Linked DNA regions of Homo sapiens: regions 1, 2, 3 and 5 are each linked to region 4. The links are chromatin contacts, found by Hi-C or POLR2A ChIA-PET in ENCODE. All regions are on one chromosome and are shown on one strand. The core of a region is the stretch at or near the end of the contact, and the rest is flanking DNA. Distances in the headings are between cores, read along the strand shown.

Evidence for each region. A loop is a pair of places that touch in the nucleus more often than their neighbours do. ChIA-PET counts read pairs that join two places held with the same protein, here RNA polymerase II (POLR2A). Pooled maps may share reads with other maps.
Region 1: a loop to region 4 is called in a pooled map, with 4 times the contacts of the local background. The contact joins the enhancer-like site here to the promoter of ZFYVE28 in region 4. A Hi-C loop is called at or near these places in 1 of 168 maps with a recorded cell type or tissue (naive thymus-derived CD4-positive, alpha-beta T cell), 2 of 37 single-sample maps with no recorded cell type and 10 of 50 pooled maps. POLR2A ChIA-PET finds 5 or more read pairs at or near these places in 1 of 52 experiments (H1).
Region 2: a loop to region 4 is called in a pooled map, with 11 times the contacts of the local background. The contact joins the promoter of RGS12 here to the promoter of ZFYVE28 in region 4. A Hi-C loop is called at or near these places in 1 of 37 single-sample maps with no recorded cell type and 16 of 50 pooled maps.
Region 3: a map of ascending aorta shows a loop between it and region 4 (3-fold over the local background). The contact joins the promoter of HTT here to the promoter of ZFYVE28 in region 4. A Hi-C loop is called at or near these places in 3 of 168 maps with a recorded cell type or tissue (ascending aorta and naive thymus-derived CD4-positive, alpha-beta T cell), 7 of 37 single-sample maps with no recorded cell type and 19 of 50 pooled maps.
Region 5: a loop to region 4 is called in a map of CD4-positive, alpha-beta memory T cell, with 7 times the contacts of the local background. The contact joins the promoter of NOP14-AS1 here to the promoter of ZFYVE28 in region 4. A Hi-C loop is called at or near these places in 3 of 168 maps with a recorded cell type or tissue (CD4-positive, alpha-beta memory T cell, naive thymus-derived CD4-positive, alpha-beta T cell and uterus), 2 of 37 single-sample maps with no recorded cell type and 13 of 50 pooled maps.

The regions. Positions count from the first base shown.
Region 1 is chr4:3,046,179-3,048,878 of GRCh38, reverse strand. It overlaps HTT-AS. Among named protein-coding and RNA genes, the nearest start is that of HTT, 27 kb to the left of the region's middle. RefSeq lists an enhancer at 810-1,169. Within about 2 kb of position 1,263, at least 14 of the 41 ENCODE cell types and tissues checked have a DNase peak (open chromatin) inside an H3K27ac peak, as active enhancers do.
Region 2 is chr4:3,291,753-3,294,452 of GRCh38, reverse strand. RGS12 (regulator of G protein signaling 12) reads right to left here and starts at 1,432. Exons shown (of 18, transcript NM_001394154.1): 1 at 1,354-1,432. RefSeq lists an enhancer at 58-643 and silencers at 1,297-1,346, 1,357-1,836, 2,017-2,126.
Region 3 is chr4:3,073,388-3,076,087 of GRCh38, reverse strand. HTT (huntingtin) reads right to left here and starts at 1,407. Exons shown (of 67, transcript NM_001388492.1): 1 at 1,000-1,407. The coding sequence starts at 1,262. It also overlaps HTT-AS. RefSeq lists enhancers at 512-561, 572-801 and silencers at 962-1,031, 1,142-1,581, 1,732-2,351.
Region 4 is chr4:2,417,282-2,419,981 of GRCh38, reverse strand. It overlaps ZFYVE28 (zinc finger FYVE-type containing 28), which reads left to right and starts at 1,337. Exons shown (of 13, transcript NM_020972.3): 1 at 1,337-1,697. The coding sequence starts at 1,659. CFAP99 (cilia and flagella associated protein 99) reads right to left here and starts at 1,027. Exons shown (of 16, transcript NM_001193282.4): 1 at 889-1,027. RefSeq lists silencers at 813-862, 1,103-1,332, 1,453-1,612 and an enhancer at 2,618-2,700.
Region 5 is chr4:2,934,263-2,936,962 of GRCh38, reverse strand. It overlaps NOP14-AS1 (NOP14 antisense RNA 1), which reads right to left and starts at 1,417. Exons shown (of 4, transcript NR_015453.2): 1 at 1-1,417. It overlaps SLC75A1 (solute carrier family 75 member 1), which reads left to right and starts at 2,138. Exons shown (of 13, transcript NM_001146069.2): 1 at 2,138-2,194. RefSeq lists enhancers at 59-298, 101-1,300, 2,558-2,700 and silencers at 1,689-1,798, 1,959-2,268, 2,498-2,700.

The sequences.
Region 1 (2,700 bases), core at 14-2,513, 630 kb before region 4:
GTTAAAGAGGGCATTGCCAGGAGGGCTTTACTCTTCCAGAAGGGCATCACTTTTCCATGGTTTAGAGTAAAAGAGGCCATAACCAGAAATGTATCCCTCATGATAGGCTGTATAGCAGACTCTACTGTAAAGGCTATAGTTACACAACAGACTTTCAATTCCCTTGTGAAAGGTATGCTAAATAATAGAATTGACTAAACAGAAAAGTAGTACCTGTGCAGCTGCTGGCACCTGTGGCCTAGGGAGAAATACATCAGGTATTATAGAGATTCAGTTGTGGGAGATTAATGAAAAGGCCACTTAGTTGAGTGAGTAGCCTCTTATCTAGCTCATTGTCTGATCTATTTGATTTGGGGTGGTTTGGTGTATAGGGACCCTGGGTAAGGAGCATACTGCAAACTCTTGGTATTATCCTCCCAGTAATCATAATAATAGTCTCCCTGGTGCGCTGCATTCTCTCAAAGGTTTTAAATGTCTGCATGCAGCCATCTCTAGAACAACAAATGGTCTCTCTTCAACTGGAATGGCAGAAGCTGAAAGAAATGTGTGACCATGAGGACACCGTAACCTATGAATGACGTGCTGAGACCAGAAACCCAAAACGATGGTAACTGAGAGTGGTGCTAAGGCCCTAAGTTTTGGTCACACTCTCGCCTGTAGGGTCCAGCCCTACTGGGCCTGTGGGTTTTTCTCCTCACCTGCGGAGATGAGAGATCACAGAAATAAGGACACAAGACAAAGAGATAGAAGAAAAGACAGCTGGGCCCAGGGGACCACTACCACCTAGACACGGAGACTGGTAGTGGCCCCGAATGCCTGGCTGCCCTGTTACTTATTGGATACAAGACAAGGGGGCAGGGTAAGGAGTGTGAGTCATCTCCAATGATAGGTCAGGTCACGCAAGTCACGTGTCCACCGGACAGGGTGCCCTTCCCTGTTTGGTAGCCGAGGCGGAGAGAGAGAGGAGACAGCCTACGTCATTATTTCTTCTATGCATTTCAAAGACTTTAGCACTTTCACTAATTCTGCTACTGCTATCTAGAAGATGGAGCCAGGTGTACAGAGCGGAACATGAAAGTGAAACAGGAGCGTGACCGCTGAAGCACAGCATCACAGGGAGATGGTCAGGCCTCCGGATGGCTGTGGGCGGGCCTGACTGATGTCAGGCCTTCCACAAGAGATGGTGGAGCAGAGTCTTCTCTAACCCCTCCGCCCCTCTCCCCTGGCCAAAGGGAGACTCCCTTCCCTGGTCGGCTAAGTAACAGGTGCCTTCCCAGGCACTGTCATTACCACTAGACCAGGGAGCCCTCTAGTGGCCCTGTCTGAGCGTGACAGAGGGCTCACACTCGTCTTCTGGTCACTTCTCACCCTGTCCCTTCAGCTCCTATCTCTGTATGGCCTGGTTTTTCCTAGGTTATAATTGTAGAACAAAGATTATTATAATATTGGAATAGAGTAATGCCACAAACTAATGATTGATAATAGTCATATCTAATCATATCTATAATCTATTTCTAGTATAACTATTCTTTTTGTTTTGTTTTGTTTTGTTTTTGTTTTTGTTTTTTGAGACAGAGTCTCGCTCTGTCACCCAGGCTGGAGGGCAGTGGCGCAATCTCGGCTCACTGCAAGCTCCGCCTCCCGGGTTCATGCCATTCTCCTGCCTCAGCCTCCCGAGTAGCTGGGACTACAGGTGCACGCCACCACGCCCGGCTAATTTTTTGTATTTTTAGTAGAGACGGGGTTTCACCGTGTTAGCCAGGATGGTCTCGATCTCCTGACCTCATGATCTGCCCACCTCGGCCTCCCAAAGTGCTGGGATTATAGGCGTAAGCCACTGCGCCCGGCCTAGTATAACTATTCTTATTCTATATATATATTTTTTATTATACTGGAACAGCTTGTGCCCTCGGGGTCTTGCCTTGGCAGCTGGGTGGCTTGCCGCCCACACTCACCTAAGTGAGAACCTGGACAGAAAGGGGAATTTATTAAAATAAAATTATGGGAGGCCATTGTTTTGGACTGAGCTCATGCACTATGTCCCAACAGACTAAGCCAAACAAAAATGGAGTCACTCATGCTAAATGTGACATAATCAAACTAAGACTTTAAGGAAACACATAGATCCTAACAGATTCCCCTATAAACAGGACGTTCCAGCATAAGGAGGTACCCTCAGTCCTTGTTCCTACCTTTGCAAAACTCACTGTTCTACTGTTTCTCAGAGGGTTTCAGGACCAAATAAGTACATTTACGATGGTGATAGTGACATCAATGACTAAAGTTTTGGTCAATCTCTCAAAATTGAGAAAATGACCAAAAGGGTGGAATTGTTAAAGCAAACTAAATATGGCCTGAGAAGGACTCCATACTTCTCTATTTGAGTCCTTGTGGACGAACTGCAACCTAACTTAATTGGTAGACAAGACTGAAACCCTGACATCCTCACTTGGGAGTCTGCACCTGTGGCAGTACCTGAGTCTTGGCCAATCCCAGCAGCCGTACTTCACTCGTACACTGCTGAGAGTTCAAACTGTGTCCAAATAAGGCAAATGCCGAGCTGCAACCAACCCAGCTGTTTCTGTACTCACCTCCAATTTCTATATGTCACTTCCCTTTTTTGTCTATAGATTTGTTCTGACCACGAGGTATCCCTGGAGTCCCTCTGAATCTGCTGTGATTCTGGGGGCTGCCCAATTC
Region 2 (2,700 bases), core at 183-2,682, 870 kb before region 4:
TTCTAAAGTGAAATATAAACTGGTTCTCCCTTACTCAGAATTGCTCTGCCCTCCCCACGTCGCCTTCTCTAGGGGAAGGCCAGCAGGACTCCACCCCAGCAGCCCTTGCTGCCCAAAGCCGCCTCTCTGCCCTCCTTGGTAGTCTCCTTGCTGTGAATGGTGGGGCTGCTGCCTTGCCTGGGAAGGCCCCCCAGCGCCCCTTCTGTGCAGGCCTTGCCGGCCATCCTGCACGTCCCTGTGGCCTCAGAAGGGCCCTGCACAGGACGGCATGGACCACGCTGAGGACTTCAGACAAAGACACTCTTAGCCCTTGCAGCAGCTCCAAAGACAGGTCCAATGAGGAAACTCAGGCACAGAGAAGGTGGTCACCTGCCCAGGGACACATTCCCAGCAAGTGACCAAGCAGGTGAGAGGCCAGGTGGTCCTCTCTGTCCACACTCCACGGCTCTGGGCCCCCTCTGTGTTCACCCTCCACTGTCTACACTCCATGGCTCTGGGCCCCTTCTCTGTCTGCACGGCTATGAGACTCTGTCTACACTCCACAGCTATGGGTCCCCTCTCTGTCTACACTAGATGGCTCTGGGCCCTCTCTCTGTCTACACTCCACGGCTCTGGGCCCCCTCTCGGTCTACACTCCACGGCTCTGGGCCCCCTCTCTGTCCACACTCCACAGCTCTGGGCCCCCTCTCTGTCTACACTCCACTGTTTATACTCCATGGCTCTGGGCGCCCTTTCTGTCTACACTCCACAGCTCTGGGTCCCCTCTCTGTCCCCATTCCACAGCTTTGGGCCCCTCTCTGTCTACACCGCACGGCTCTGGGACCCCTCTGTCTACACTGCACAATCGCGGCACCGCGGCTGAGGCGACCCCAGGTCGCTGCAGTGCGTCTGGAGTTCGGGTCTCGGAAGGCAGCTTCTGCCCTAACAAAGCGGCCGCTCGTGGAGTCCGACGAGGGAACCCTCCCAGCGCTCCCGGGCGCATCTCGCCCGCGGGACCCCCTGCCCGGCGCCGCCCCCGCGGGTCCCGCCAAGGGCCCGGGCGGGCCTCACAGCGCGGGGCCCCAGGAGGCCGCGCACCCGCCCGGCCGGAGGCCCCACAGGCCCGCGCCCCGCGCCGCCCGCCCCCGCCCCCGCCCCGCCCCGCCCCGCGCCGGGCCCGGGACCAGGAGCCTGAGTCAGGCCGGCGAACAAAAGGCAGGGCGGGCGGGCGGCGACCCCGAGGGGACGGGCGCCGCGCAGGGCTGGCCGGGATCGGCCGGGAGGCGGAGGGCGCGGGCGCGCGCCCCGGAGACGAAAGAAAGAGCGGAGGCGGCGCGCCCTGCCCCCGCCCCGGCCCCGGCCCCGCACACCTACCGGGCCGCGCCGCTCGCTCCCGCTCCGGGCGCTTCGGCCCGCGCCACCGCCCGCGCGCGCAACGGTCGCCTCGGCAGCCACCGCCCCCCGGGGTCGAGGCGAGGGCGGGGCCGAGGCCGGAGGAGGGGCGGGGACGGAGAGGGGCGGGGCGAACCTGGTGAGGCGGGGCCAAGGGGGTGGGGTTGGGGCGGGGCGATGCGGGGGCGGGGCACGGGGCGGGGCGAGGGCCTTCGCGTCGGGACAGCGTGGTAACGGGACTGCCAGGGAAGCAGGGATGAGAAGAAGCGAGGGACGGGGCCTCCACGGCCGGGGGCGGGACTTCCGTTGGGGGCGCGGCGGCGCTGGTGCGCACGGTGTGTACCCGCACTGGCCCGGCCCTGGTGCTGGGAGCGACTGCGTTCCCGCAAGCTGGTTTTCTCTGCCTCCGCTGGCCCGGGACACCCTGCGAAGGGCAGGTCGGTGTGGCCGGGAGGAGCCGCCCCTGCCTGGGCTGTCTCTGTCCTTCGCCGTCGGTGTCCGAGGAAGTCCCGCTCCCGTTGGGTCTCTGTGCCCGGGAAACCTGGCTGTGGGGAGTCAGGCCCCGGCGCCCTGGCTTTTCGGCTGGGCAGATGCCCGGAGCTGGCGGCAGCTTCGGGGGCGGCGTGAGTTCCCGCGGCGAAGCCACGGGGACAGCCAGGAAAGGCCGTTCCCTCCGGGCCCCGGGACGCCCGCGAAGGCGGCGCGGTGACTGCGGCGTCCAGCGGGTCTGCCCCTCCCGGAGCGCGGGCAGCAGCGAGGGCGGGACCGGAGGCACCGCTGGCACGAGAGGAGGAGCTGCCCGGCCCCGGCCTGCGCCTCTGGCCCTGTCCCAGCCGCCGCCTTCACCCTTTAGGCCGGAGTTCCTTCCTCGCCCTCTTCGTGTCTTCCTTCCCCGGCGCTGGGTCTCCCTGCCCCTTCCTTCCTGCCTTCCCCTCATTCTCTCCCGCCGCGTTTTTCCCTCGAGACGCATCCGTCGCTGCTGTTCACGCTCCAGCCCTGCCGCCCGCCCAGGGACTCGGCCCCTCTCGGGTTTGCTTCTTTCCTGTCACCTGCCTTGATGGGCTCAAAACGCTTCCCCTCCGTCCCCGCCACCGCCCCATGGTTTCTTGGCAGCTCTCCATCATCTAGTCTTGTGTGATTAGTTTGGATCCCAGGAGGAAACCAATGGCATTCTCAGTGGGACAATTAATTAAGAGTCCAGCAGGGTTCCCGCTGGCAGAGGCGCGGTCCGGGAGCCGGGAAGCCACAGGGCGGTGCTGAATTGGGACAGGTAACAGCAGGGAGGGAACTGTTTTCACCTGCAGGGCTGAAGGAGCGCGGCCAGAGCGG
Region 3 (2,700 bases), core at 158-2,657, 660 kb before region 4:
TGGCACATCTGAGATGCCCACGGAGTCTGCGGACCCCCCGTATTCTGGCAAGCCTGACTGGAATACTGGTAAAATGTACACCTCATTCATCCCTCGGCAATTAACCTCCCCATCAGCAACGTGTTGGTTTTATTCCCAACACACATAGGCAAAAAACTTCAATCAACTCTTCCTAATATTTAAGATAATTTCATTAATCACCACGTAAGTTCACCACTTTACTTGGCAACCACAACTCATTCAAACGCCTGCAGACCAACTTAGGCTTAGATGAGCAGATCTCTTAGGTGGTGCTTAAAATCGTGTTACTACCACCGTGATCATGAACTAAATGAAATGTCCTGACAATGTAGGAAGAGCCTCAAATCTCAGGCTGTTTTAAGTGCCACTAGGAAAAGAAATCTCCCATTGGACGCGCCCTCACTCCCCGCCCCCCCCCTGCCCCGCCACTCCCGCCGAGGCGTCCTAAAAGCATTATGTCATCCACTGCCCCCACATCTCTCCAGCTCCAAACCCCGCCTCCTCTCGAAGTGTCCCGCGCCCCCAGCCCTCTTCCCTCTCAGACTAGAAGAGGGAAGTGGCACTGAGCAAATCTCGGCTCCTCCAAGTTCTCTTCACAACGCAGTTAAAAGAACCCCCGCCCTGGTTTCTCGCAAATAAAAAGAAACAAGTTCTCGCCCCAACTCTTCGCATCCTGCGAAGGGCGAGAGGGCTGAGGCCGTGACTCCCCTCGGTGAATTCAGGACAGGCCCCAACAAGGCTCTGCCTCCCCTCGCGAGAGGACAAGGGAAGACCCAAGTGAGGGAGCGGGGCTGAAGTGGGGGAAGGCCTCGCCCCAGGAGGGGGCGGGTGTCCCTCATGGGCTCTGGGTTGCTGGGTCACTCTGTCTCTGCGGGGCCGGGGGTTCGTGTCGCCGGCCCGCAGGCTGCAGGGTTACCGCCATCCCCGCCGTAGCCTGGGACCCGCCGGGACAGGGAGCTGCAGCGGGCCCAAACTCACGGTCGGTGCAGCGGCTCCTCAGCCACAGCCGGGCCGGGTGGCGGCGGGGGCGGCGGCGGGGGCGGCTGCGGCTGAGGCAGCAGCGGCTGTGCCTGCGGCGGCGGCTGAGGAAGCTGAGGAGGCGGCGGCGGCGGCGGCGGCGGTGGCGGCTGTTGCTGCTGCTGCTGCTGCTGCTGCTGCTGCTGCTGCTGCTGCTGCTGCTGCTGCTGCTGGAAGGACTTGAGGGACTCGAAGGCCTTCATCAGCTTTTCCAGGGTCGCCATGGCGGTCTCCCGCCCGGCACGGCAGTCCCCGGAGGCCTCGGGCCGACTCGCGGCGCCGCTCAGCACCGGGGCAATGAATGGGGCTCTGGGCCGCAGGTAAAAGCAGAACCTGAGCGGCCGTCCATCTTGGACCCGTCCCGGCAGCCCCCACGGCGCCTTGCGTCCCAGACGCTGCGCCGGCGGAGGCGGGGCCGCGCCGGCGGAGGCGGGGCCACGCCGGCCAGCATGATTGACAGCCCTAGCCTGCGGACTCTGCCAATGGCTGGCCAGGGAACCAGCCCGCCCCTGCCCCCGCAGGTTCTGCCTCACACAGCAAGGCCGCTGACAGCGCAGCGCCCCACCCGGGCGAAGGCGCGGGGCTCAACGGAGAGGGGACGGGGCGTGGTGAGACTGTAATGGGGTGAGGCGAAGCTGTGTGTGAAGTGTCGCGGCGAGGCGGGACGAGGAAGGGACGGGGCGGGACTGCATGGTAAGGGAGGCGTGGCGATGCGGGGGGCGTGGCGATGCGGGGGGCGTGGTGAGGTAGGGGCGTGGCGAGGCCGGGGCGGGGCACAGCAGGGAGGCCGCCTGAGGGGCGGGGCGAGACGGGGGCGGGGCGGGGCGATGCTGGGGACGGGGACATTAGGCAGGCCGGCTGAGGGGCGGGGCGGCTGAGGGGCGGAGCGGGATAGGGGAGGGGACTGGCCGGTGAGGGGTGGGGAGGCTGGGGGCGGGGCAGGAAGGTGAGAGGTGGGGCGAGGGAGGGGTGGGGCGCGGAGGGGCAGGGCCATGGAGGGGCTCGCCCATGAAGGACGGGGCCATGGACGGGGCGGGGCCGTGGAGGGGGCGCCGAGCGCGGGCGCAGGCCCATGCGGAAAGGATCCCCCGCCGACGCCTGGAGCGGGGCGACAGCCGGCCGTGGACTCTGAGCCGAGGTGGCCTTGGGGTTTGCCCTCCCGCCACACTGGCCCGTGGCCAGAGCCATACTCACCCGGACAGCCCTGCGGGGAGCCAGCTGCGGGGCTCTCTGCACGGGGAGAGGGTGGGCGAGCTCCTGCGCAGAGCGCAGAGAATGCGCGTGGTCGGCACGACCTGAGGACCCCAAGTGTGACCCCCACCCCACCCCCAGTGAGCTGGAGAGGCCCCTGCAGGGCGGTGTCCACAGGCCTGGCGCCCCCCATCGGTCCCAGCGCAGCGCCCCGGAAGGGAGGAGAGGGTCTGGGGCAGGCCTGGGTGGTCAGCGCCTGCTGCCCACAGAGGCACTGTGATTAGTGCAGCGAGAAGCAGCTATGGCCACAAGATGCCGCCCACAGGAATGAGTCCCGACCTGGGGGCGTTTCTTTATGGGAGTGCACCCCTGCTCTGACCTTCCGGCAGGACCCCCAAGGGGCGTCATTCAGCAGCAGCTCAGCAGAGGTCTGTGGGGCACCCCCTCACGCCTGGGACACAGGCCGTGGCG
Region 4 (2,700 bases), core at 88-2,587:
GCAACATCAAGGTCAAGGATGACTTTGATAAAGAGCTTCAGAGGAGTGGTTGGGTGAAAATCTGATGGGAGTAGTTTCCAGAAAGAACAAGTGGGAAGGAATTGGAGATAAGGGGAAACTCCAGAGGGGTTTTGCCCTTCAGAGGGTCGACTGGGTGGTAGGAAGAGGAGAGTAGGGAAAATCAATCAGTTACTCAAAAATAAACATGGACCCTACCCCCAACTAAGAGAAATCTTAGATGCCAGCGCGCCTAGGCTCACATCGCGTCTGTTGGAATAAAGTGGTCATGGAGCCCACGGACCTTTCTGAGCACCTGGCACTGGCCAGTGAGGACAAGCAGGAACAGGTCAGACTTCTCAATTCTGAACCGAGGGGGGCATGACTTCCATCTCCTGTGTCTTACATCTGCACGTTTCACAACAAGCCAGAGACGTGGTGGTGGTGCGGCAGGGAAAAGTGCAGCGCTGTGGGGTCAGGCCGACCCAGATCCGCCGTGATCTGGATGCAACCCCCACAGCCAGGGCACGCCGGCCTCGTTGTGCCTGCTTCTCTGGCTGTCAATGGGAAGTTTAAGTGAGGCCACGTGTGGGTTTTTAGCTCTCTGCTTGACACATAGCAGGTACTCAGATTGAGGTGAGCGTTTTAAGGTACAAATTAGGGCACCACTGGGGGGAGTAGCGAGGGCGGAAGAGTATCTTTTTAGAACGCACCGCTGATAGTGGTGATTTAAAAAAAAAAAAAGAGGCACCGTTCACTTTCATCGGGGAGCTGGGAAGAAGACAGAAGAGGTGTTTGGGAGAAGCAAGATGAGCAGCGAGCGAGAGGGAACCGGCCGGCAGGTCATGAAAATCGGCGGCGCGTCGCCCCGCACCTGTCCCGCCCCCGTACCTGGCGGGCGCTCGGGGCAGCCGAGCCCTCCTGCCGCCGCCACCTGCCACCGCAGCAGTTTCCTGGGCCAGCTGGGGCTAAGGTGTTGGCAGTCGTCGTCCGTCAGCTCCCGGTAGGCAGGACGCCGCGGCTGTTTGGCGTCGTCACCTAGCAACCGGCGGCACGCTCCGCCGCCATCGGGTGGACTACAACTCCCACAATACACAGCGCCGCGGCGCGGCCCGGGACGCCAAGCCCTGGGCGCCACCTCCCCGCCATGCCTTTCGGGACTTGTAGTTTCTTGGATACCCGGGCGCGGCGGGTCGCCCCGCCGGCAGGGAGCGCGCCTCGGGCGGGGTGCGGCGCCCGCGCAGGGATTGGGCCGCCTCCGCCCCGCCCGCCCCGCCCGCAGCGCGCGGTGGGCCCGGGGCTCGCGGCGCCCTAGGCGCATGTGCGGCGCGGGGCGGCCGTGACCAGCGGAGCGCTGGGTGTCAGTGAGCAGCGAGGAGCCGCGCGCCCCCGTGCCCGCGTCTGTCCGTGCGCCCGAGCGCCCACTCCCGGGTCTGAGGTCTGCCCGGCGCGCCGCTTGCAGAGCATACTCAGGGCCGCGCACCTGCCCCGCGCACCTGCCCGCCGCCCGCTCGGCGCTCCGGGCTTCGCTAGCCAGCCTCCCTGCGACAGCGCGGGGGCTCCGGCCGTGCCTCCGCGTCCGCCCCGCGCCTCAGCCGGGCCCGGGCGCAGCGCTGCGGAGGGCGAGGGCCGCCCGGAGTCCGGCCAGGGCCGGCGCGGCGATGATGAACAGGTTCCGAAAGTGGCTCTACAAACCCAAGGTGAGCGGCCCCGCTCGGGCCGGACGCCCCCCGCGTCGCGGCCTCTCCCTTCCCCAGGACCGCCCGTCCGCCCTACAAGACGGACTCCCTTTCCCTGTCCGTGGCCGGCCTCTTCCCCCACCGCCGACATCCTTCCCTCCACTCCAAGACTTGGACAGATCTTCATCGCCCTGTCTCTGAGGCGGATCCGAACCTCCCTCCCGGCTTCCTAAGCCCGGGTCCAGGACTGACCCTCCTGCTCCTCCTCTCGGGCCGGGGCGCACTTTCCCTCCCCCTCTATCCAGGGCCACAACGGGCCCCTCTCCCTCCTCATCCCGGTCCTGGACGGTGCCCTCCTACACTTCGTGGTCCCCAGCCCGCGGGCCCGGAGCAGACCCCCTACTACTTCTCCGTCTCCCCTCCCTGCACCAGGAATGCCCCCTCATTCCCGTCCTGCCCCCACCCCCATTGTCCTGGGCCCGGAATAGATCTCCCTCCGCACTCCAGAACAGACCCTCTCCCCACTTCCCCAGGTTCTGAGAGAACCCACATTTCCCAATCCCTGGGTCCAGGGCAGACCCGTCCTTCCATGTCCAGAGAGGATCCTGATGGCCCTGCCAACGGCCTCCCTTCCCGAACCAGGACTGACCCACACCTCGGCCCAGTTCGCGTCCCCTCCCTTGTCCCTATCCTTGTCCCTTCCCCACCCACGTCCTCTGGAATCCGGGACAGGTCCTCCGCCCGGCCCTTGGGGCGAGCGCGCCCGTGGCCAGCAGCCTCGGCGGGGCGGGAGGTGCGGCTCTCCAGCCGGCGCCCGCGCCTCTCCTAGCGCCGCGGGGTCGGGGTCCGGGCGGCGCGCCCCGTGCCTCAGCGGCTGCGCCAGTCGCACTGCGGGCGCTGCGTCCCCGCCGCCCGCCTGGGGCTCGTGCCCGCTGCAGCCGGAGCAGGGCCGGGCGCGCTCGGCGCGGGATGAAGGCGCGGCGGTGTTCAGGATCCCGGCGCAGGGTCCAGGGCGCATCTGGGC
Region 5 (2,700 bases), core at 168-2,667, 520 kb before region 4:
AGCGCTGGTGGCAGCTGGGCTGAAGCCAGCAGCTTGGAGATGAGGCTCAGGCCCTGACGGGGGAAATCTTACCCAGCCTCCCCAGATGGCTCAGAGACAGGTCTGGCAGGTGCACGGATCCACAAATCTAGAAGAGTCTGGGGTTGTCACATCCACCAACTAGGCTGGCTGTCTATATACACTTTGTCACTGTGTAGGCCCAGGATTTCACCCATCTACAAATTTTCTCTGCCACACGGCTACTGCCACTTTAATTCACCAAGCCAAGCCTTTGCACTCAGGACCCTGGCCCAACCCTCTTTGGCCAAGCAAAGAGGAAACGAGAACAGGACAGAAAAAAAAGTGGGACCGGACCAGGCACCTGGCTGTCCATTGAGGCCTTGCTATGCGATCCAGGACGGAAGGTGCCGGCAGCAAGCTCATACACTCTAGCTGCGTGTCATGTCATTGAAGAGGGCGCGTGATCCAGCTGGAAGGGTGGATAAAAGTGTAACTGCCCAGTGGGTTCACCTTCCCTGTTACCTAGACAGCCAATTTATCAAGAAAGGGCATTTGCAACAGAGAAAAGGTAATTCACGCAGAGCTAGCTGTGTGGGAGACTGGAGTTTTATTATTACTCGGTCTCCCTGAGCATCTGGGGTTTGGAGTTTTTAAAGATAAGCTGGTGGGTGGGGGGCAGCCAGTGAGTCAGAAGTACCCATTGGTCAGGTCAGAGATGAAATCACAGGGAGTCGAAGCTGTTTTCGCACTGAGTCAGTTCCTGGGTGCCACAACATCAGATGAGCCTGGGTGGTGCCAGGTGACCCACCAAGTGCTGATCTTAGGCTTTACGATGGTGATGTTATCGCCAGGAGCAGTTTGGGGAGGGTCAGAATCCTGTAGCCTCCCGCTGCGTGACTCTTCAACCGTAGTTTCTAATCTTGTGGCTAATCTGTTGGTCCCACAAAAGCAGGCTAATCCCCAGGAAAGGTTTCCTTTGGGAAAGGGCTGTTATCATCTTTGTTTTAAACTAAGTTCCTCCCACAGTTCAACCTGCGTGCAGCAGTAAACAAGGAGGGCATGGAGGTTAGAAGCAAAATGGAGCTGGTTATCTCACTGTCGGCAAATTTTGCAATGGCAGTTTCATAGAGATGCCTGTCCTCTGGGAAAAAAGCTAATAACAGGTTGTCTTTTTGGCTGCAGGTGGAAAACTGCATCTATTAGGAAGAGGTGGGGCTTTGTTCTTACCCACAATTGGAAGTTCTCTATGGAGTAAAGGCGGTATGTGTGCCACCTGATTCCTTTCCCCATGTGTATCTGGTTAGGGTCGGCCACGTGAGATCCGCAAGCATTTTAGAAGGTGGGAGGGGAGGTGGGAGCTGGCTACAGGCCAGGCGTTGGCGTGGTTCCGTGAGTGTGCTCCAGCCAGGCCCAAAGCTTCTCCTGCCCAGAGGGACCGTTTCCTCCAGCGTGGGTCGGGTGCTTCTGCGCCCGGAAAGAGCGCCAGCTCCTCCTTCGGGTGACCCAGGGAGCGGGGCTGCAGGCAAAGGCGCAGGCGGCCAAAAAGGTGCCAACCGGGTCCTGTGGCTTTCAGTTGTCTCTGCCCACCCAATTCACACCATCTTTCCCCCTCAGCCGCCTGTCCTGGGACTTCAGGCTCAGCACCAAACGCAGCAAAAGTAGGTGCACAGAGAGCGGGGTCAGCTCACGCAGCCCGAGCAGAATGGCTGTGCTGCCGCCCCAGGCCCGCGGCCACCGCTGTGTGTGTGGCAGGAGTCAGCCCCCCAGCGTGGGGCCCCGAAGCCCGCGGTCCTTCCACGGGGAGGGCCAGGCCCGCAGGGCGCAGACGATGGGGGACAGGCTGCGCCAGCGCTCGCCTGAGGCCCCGCACACAAACCTCAGGCCCATGGGTCCGCTCCGCGGGGCAGGCGTCGTGGGCCCAAGGAGGCCAGGCCAGGAGTCTCGGCCTCGGGGTTACGCGGCGGCGGGCAGCTCTTCCGCTCCGCTCAGGGTGCTGCTAACCCACAGCCAAGCAGCGACCCGCAGGACCGGCGAGAACCCCGCCACTGACTCCGGCCGGAAGAGAACGTGCAGAGATGTACGTCACTTCCGGGGCGTGGCGTGGCCGGGCGTGGCCGTCCCGCCCCTGGCGGCGTGCCTGGTGCCCTGTTCCGCGTCTGTGCGACCGTCCGTCCCGAGCGCGCAGCCGCGGCAGGTGCGGGGCGGGACCGGGGGCGCCCGGGGTGGGGGGCGTAGGGGGCGCTCGGGTTGGGGGTGGGACAGGGGACGCGCGGGGTGGGGGAGGAGACGGGACCCGGGGTACGCGGGGGTGGGGCGGGTGAGAGGTGCGCAGGGTAGGGGAGTAGGGGGCGCGCGGGGTGTGGGGCTGGACCAGGGGCGCGCGGGGTGGGGGCGGTGGGAGGCGCGCGGCGTGGGGGTTAGAGGGCGCGCAGGGTGGGGGACGGGACCGGGGACGCGCAGGGTGGGGGGCGGGACCGGGGGCGCGCGGGGTGGGGGCGGGACCGGGACGCACGCGGGATGGCGGAGTGGGAGGCGCGCGGGGTTGGGGGTGCTCCTGCGTCCGGTGTGCACCCCATGGCCCCCGCCAGGGAGACCGAGTCCGGGCCAGGGGCCGGAATCGCGGGGCGCGGGCCGGGGCTGGGGTTGGGGTTGGGATCGGGATCGGGATCGGGATCGGGATCCGGGTTCCCCGCGGCTTCA